Regions from separate parts of the Homo sapiens genome. Here region 2 is linked to region 1. Evidence: chromatin contacts called from ENCODE Hi-C data. All regions are on one chromosome and are shown on one strand. The core of a region is the stretch at or near the end of the contact, and the rest is flanking DNA. Distances in the headings are between cores, read along the strand shown.

The links. Hi-C counts contacts between places; a loop is a spot of excess contacts on that map. Pooled maps may share reads with other maps.
Region 2: a pooled map shows a loop between it and region 1 (5-fold over the local background). The contact joins the promoter of TMEM231 here to the promoter of MLKL in region 1. A Hi-C loop is called at or near these places in 9 of 50 pooled maps.

What each region holds. Positions count from the first base shown.
Region 1 is chr16:74,699,427-74,702,185 of GRCh38, forward strand. MLKL (mixed lineage kinase domain like pseudokinase) reads right to left here and starts at 1,436. Exons shown (of 11, transcript NM_152649.4): 1 at 1,027-1,436. RefSeq lists an enhancer at 890-1,339.
Region 2 is chr16:75,554,886-75,557,644 of GRCh38, forward strand. TMEM231 (transmembrane protein 231) reads right to left here and starts at 1,367. Exons shown (of 7, transcript NM_001077418.3): 1 at 1,186-1,367; 2 at 919-1,088. The coding sequence starts at 1,324. RefSeq lists silencers at 1,058-1,137, 1,428-1,537 and enhancers at 1,578-1,657, 1,688-1,797.

The sequences.
Region 1 (2,759 bases), core at 186-2,685:
TTGGGAAAAAGCACCCTACAATAACTTAAATTGTTTAAGGTCTTATTAAGTATATGATCTACAAGGGAAGAAAGGGAATATACATATATACACACTTAGACTGGGCAATTTGAATTTCTAGGAACTTATGATGTAGAAAAGCTTGTGTTTGTAGATAGATGGCTACCGAGATGTTCACTGCAGTGCTATTTATAATATGTAAAACAAACAGCTAAGAATATGTTCAGGCCAGCTGCAGTGGCTCACACCTGTAATCCCAGCACTTTGGGAGGGTGAGGTAGGAGGATCACCTGAGCCCAGGAGTTTGAGACCAGCCTGGGTGACAAAGCGAGACCCTGGCTCTACCAAAAAATACAAAAAAAATTTAATTGGGTGTGGTGATGTGCACCTTGTAGTCCTAGCTACTTGGGAGGATCTGGTTGGAGGATCACTTGAGCCCATGAGTTCGGAGGCTGCAGTGAGCTATGATTGTGCCACTGCGCTCCAGCCTGGGCAACAGAGGAAGACTCCATCTCTCAAAATAAATAAATAAAAAGAAAAAGGGGATTATGTTCATATGTTACGATGAGAAAACAGGTTACTAATTTTAAAAGTGAAAAATCTTTAAATGGTAATAACAATGCAAATTCACCTCTTCCCTCCAAAAAATAAAAAATAAAAATAAAATAAAATAAGTAAAGGTTATCAGGCATTTCCCTCTTCTCTCTCTCTCACTCTGTCTCTCTCTCACGCCTTCAGCCTGCAAACCTGAAGACTTCCTTTTTCTGAGAAGACATCAGGTAACTTGTTCCCGTGCCCCTGCCCTCCACGACCCCCACTGCTACTGGGCGTCTCGCTTTGGCGGAAGGTAGTGCGAGATCCGAGCAGGCAGCTCCACCATCAGAGCTGAGGAAATGAAACCAACTCGGTCCTGAGTTCCAGGAACTCGGACCGGGCCACCCTCACCCCTGGTTCTTCCCATCACCGTCCAGGAATTCGGCTGCAGCCCCTCGGCCCCGCCGCCTCCTGGGAAGACCCCATGCTCACCTTCGCGCCTCCCGAGGGGTGTGCGTCCAATCTGTCCCGTGCACAGTTCCAAAAAGCTCGCTCTTCCACCTTCTTTCCCACGACCGCCTCCTGCCCAGGCGAGAAGTTTGCAAACGCGAGGCCCGCGGGAGTTCCCCTGCGCCCCCTTTCCTGGTGCCCGCACCCTGCACTCTGCTGACTGTACCGGACGCCACACGTGGCTGGCGGCGACAAGGCGCCCCGATCCCTACCTGAGGGAAACCCCGGCCACTGCAGCTGCACTTGAGCAGGGTCCCTCCACTCAGCCACTTGGATGGCTGTTTCTGTCCAGTGCCCTCCGGAGGCCACTGCCTCAGGTCTGTGATGCCTGCAGAGAATGCTGCGACACTTCCCCCTCCGACGTGGCTCCAGCTGCCAACCACCAGGCTCACGGTGCCCTGGCTCCCTGGAGCCGCTTTCTAGGCAGCTCGGAGCCACGGCCCCTCCCTTCCTTCCTCCTGTCCTTTCCACACTCTTCCTGCCTTCCCCAAAGTCACTGGGTAACTACGCTGTACACGTCAGTACCAAGCCTTCTTTAGGGGCTGGGGATTCAGAATAGAATAAGGTCCCAGCAACTATTATAACCAGGACACAGTATGAGAAGGACTGGAAGTTTAGAGAAAAACTGAAAGTTGGAGAGAAGCTTCTGGTGTTTGCTTCTCTGTGCTGGATAATATTGGCGGGGTGGGGAGGGTACGAGGGAAGAGACACCAAAGTGGGAAAAAAGTCACTTCCTCTTCTAAGGTCATTGCAGAACATCCTGTTACAGTGTGAGTCAGGTTTTCTTAAGATTAACTACATCTTCAGCTAGAAAGTCTAAGTAGTGTTATGCATTTACTCAACAGACTATTTGCCTCTAAAAGAACAGAACTGGGAGCTGGGTGTGGTGGCTCATGCCTGTAATTCCAGCACTTTGGGAGGCGGAGGTGGCCAGATCACCTGAGGTCAGGAGTTCAAGACCATCCTGGCCAACATGGGGAAACCCTGTCTCTACTAAAAATACAAAAATTAGCCAGGCGTGGTGGTGCATGCCTGTAATCCCAGCTACTCGGGAGCCTGAGAGGGGAGAATCGCTTGAAGCCGGCCTTGGAGATTCATTTCTTCGCCTTGCTATTGTTCTTCGTCTCCTGCATCATCAGTTTTCTTCCTGTCTTAGGTGAAGAGATTGAGGTGAGGCAGGAGAATAGGGTCTGCAGGCAGGGAACATAAAGCTGATTCACGCTGACTTCTTAGAACTAAATAAAATGGACACATTTCAGCTATGACAGGAAATATTTTCTTCATTTACATATGGCGTTCACTGAGTAAGTGACTGAGCAACTTCACTTCATCTTCTTCATTTACATAGGGTGTACACCAATTAACCAATGGGAGCCTCTAGAGGGTATTTAAATCCCAGAAAATTCTGTAACGGAGTTCTTGAGCCCCTATGCTCACGCTGGCTCCCACCCTGTGGAGTGTACCTTTGTTTTCAATACATCTCTGCTTTTGTTGCCTCATTCTTTCCTTGCTTTGTGCATTTTGCCCATTTCTTTGTTCAAGATGCCAAGAACCTGGACACCTTCAACAAGTAACACAGGTGCCTGTGATTTATTGAAGGAAGACTCTTAGGAGAGTGGTGGGTATGATAGGGCAGAGGAAGAAAAAGTGAAACAAGTATGTAGTCAGTGGAGGCTCCATGGGGAGGTCTGGAATGTGAAGGTCTGGAACAAGAG
Region 2 (2,759 bases), core at 117-2,616, 860 kb after region 1:
TTACTATTTTTTTTGCAGTTATTTATACGACCAATCGGATTTTTAAAAACAATTTTATTTAGTTGCTGGGAACAAGTCTGATTTTCTTTTCTCCTCAGCTATACAAGGTTGGCTTGTAGGGCAATCATCTTAGATATGTCTGAAGAGATTCGAATTTGAAAGAAGGAAAACCAGAAGTTTCATACTTCTAAAGGAAAACGTTTTCAGAAAATGAGTGAAAAGGAGTGACTACAAAGGAAGCATTCGCTTATCTCAAAGCAAATACTAAATTACAGATTCCTCTCAGCGCTCTACTGGTGAAAAAATTTAAAAATAAATAAATAAATTACAGACAGTAACATGCTTCCATTTCATCCCGACAGCTTCAGGATGGCGCAGTCTCCAATGGGACAAACCCAGGGAGGCGTGACTCGGCCACAGCGCGTTCTGGGAAGGCCGCTTAACCAATCAGCGCCTTGGTTTCCAGGGGTCAGGTCTGCATAAAAATGCTGCCCTTTCCGTTCCTATAGTGGTGTGATGCAGAAACGCCGCGACAGAATGGGGTTATCTACATTAACAGCGCGCGGCCTTCCAGGCTCCTAAATGGACTTTCACAAACACCCTCCATCAGGCCAGGCCCGCGGGTGTGACCCGGGCAGACACAGGCTGCCCCCACACTTCTGGACTCTGTGTCAGGGCGCACACGCTGACAGCATGGCTAACTTTCTGGGGGCCGGGGACATCTGGGAGAAGCAGAATGAAACAGAAGATCGATTCCCTAGGTCCTAGGAGATGAAACGCCACCTTTGCGGGTTCGCGAGTCCTTAGGATCAAAGCTGGGCTCCCCAGGGCCGGGGCCGCTCGCCCCACATCCTCATTCCAGTCCCCATCCCCACCCTATCCCCGACTCTGCCCCAGGCCCAGGCGGGAACCACGCACCGAAACGAGCGGGACGCGCAGGCGATCCCCTTGCAGCCGGTTGAAGGCGGGGAACGTGCTCCAGGCGAGGAACCCGTCGCTTTCGGGTCCGAGCAGGGCCACGAGCAGCACCTGGTGTTGGAAGCGCACGGTCGGCTGCTCCTCGTAGCTGCTCCGCTTCAGCCAAAACCCTGAGTTAAAGAGGGCGGTAGGGAGGCGGTTAGGGAGGCCGGCCCTGGCCGAGCGCGCCCGGGGAGCCTCGTGGCACAGCGGCCGGGGCAGGCTCACCGTGGCTCCGGAAGGCCACCAGCAGCGGCGGGATGTACGTGAGCGCAGCGGCCAGCAGCAGGAACAGCGCGGCTTTGGAGCAGAGCCCCGCGCGGTAACTGCGCTCGACCGGGTGAGAGAAGAGCTCATAGAGCGCCATGAGCACCGCTCGCAGGCACTCCGCGAGCCGGGGGACCAAGTTTGGCTTCTCCTGGTTGCCATCGCCTCGGTCTCCACGGCAACCGACGGCTCACAGAAAGGAGCCAATAGCAAGGCCGCACCGAAAGGAGCCAGTGGCGGGGGCGGGGTTAGCGGGCGTGGCGCTGCCGGGGACGGTCGGCCTAGCTTTTCGAGCTGTGTACGTTTGCGTAAAGGCTGGGCGGCGATAGAACGTTTCCGTGGACCAGAGTCGTGGCTGTTGTCTGTGTTAACATTTGTGTAAAATAAGATGCCCATAAAAGTTGACTTGAACACTGAGGAGGAAGAACTAAATATTTAAATTTCAACTGACATGGACACAAACAATGGTCACCAAGTCCCTAAACAGGTTGTGGGAGCCCCTTGAGGCGTTCATCCAGCGCTGTTTCGGAGAAATCTCTATTTCAGTCTACTCCTATACGTCAGTTATTGAAAAACAACAATCGCAAAAACAAGTTGACCTTTTTGTGTTCCTTGAGCCCAGTCGCAAAGGGCCCTCGTGACTGGGCCTCATGCTAGACAACATGTTACAAAAAGATCTAGGGTCCCAGACCACGCCAAAAAGCTTCATGAGACCTCTCCTCGTCTGTGCACTGACGAGTGGCCGGCTCTGGAGCCCAGGTCGTTGCTTCCCAGTCTGGAGGTGAATCCTCCATAGTCTGGTGAGTGTAAATATATATATATATATGTCTTTTTCCTTCTCCTCTTCCCATTGCAATTTGCTTATTATATCAATCTGCTTATTATATTAATTTGCTTATTATAATATCTGCATTGCCATTTACGTGGGATAAAGCTTGCTTACCCTTAAAGGTACTGTGTGTGTGCCTTTTCTTCTCCCCTAGCGCGTCTCCCGCACAGAACGAACACCTGCTTTTGTGTCATCTGTTAACCCCCAGTGTGGTTCCTACTGAAGTCCAGTCAGTCACAAGCCTGGCCGTGGTCCTGGACCTGGTCCTGGGCTGAGATCAAAGCCAGGTGCTTTTGCCCCCAGATTTTCTGTTGCTTCCACTATGCTCCCATGCAAGACAGACACGGAAACACAAATCCCCTGGCTCTTCCACGGATAGAGTGGAATTACTACAAAGCTCTGATGCACTTCGTTAACCCTGTGTTGGGTACAGCTCAGCCGCGAGTTTTACAGGAATATATGGTCCTCCCCAAAGATCACTGGCTTATTGCTTAATTGAATGCCTACACCCCCCCGCCACCACCCCCAACCAATATTTCTAACATGGTAGAAGGACTTTTTAAAAAAATCTATGGTCCACAGCCAATTTCTTCATCAAATGGCCCTGAATGGCTGGGCACGGTGGCTCACGCCTGTAATCCCAACACTTTGGGAGGCCAAGGTGGGCGGATCACCTGAGGTCAGGGGTTCAAGACCAGCCTGGCCA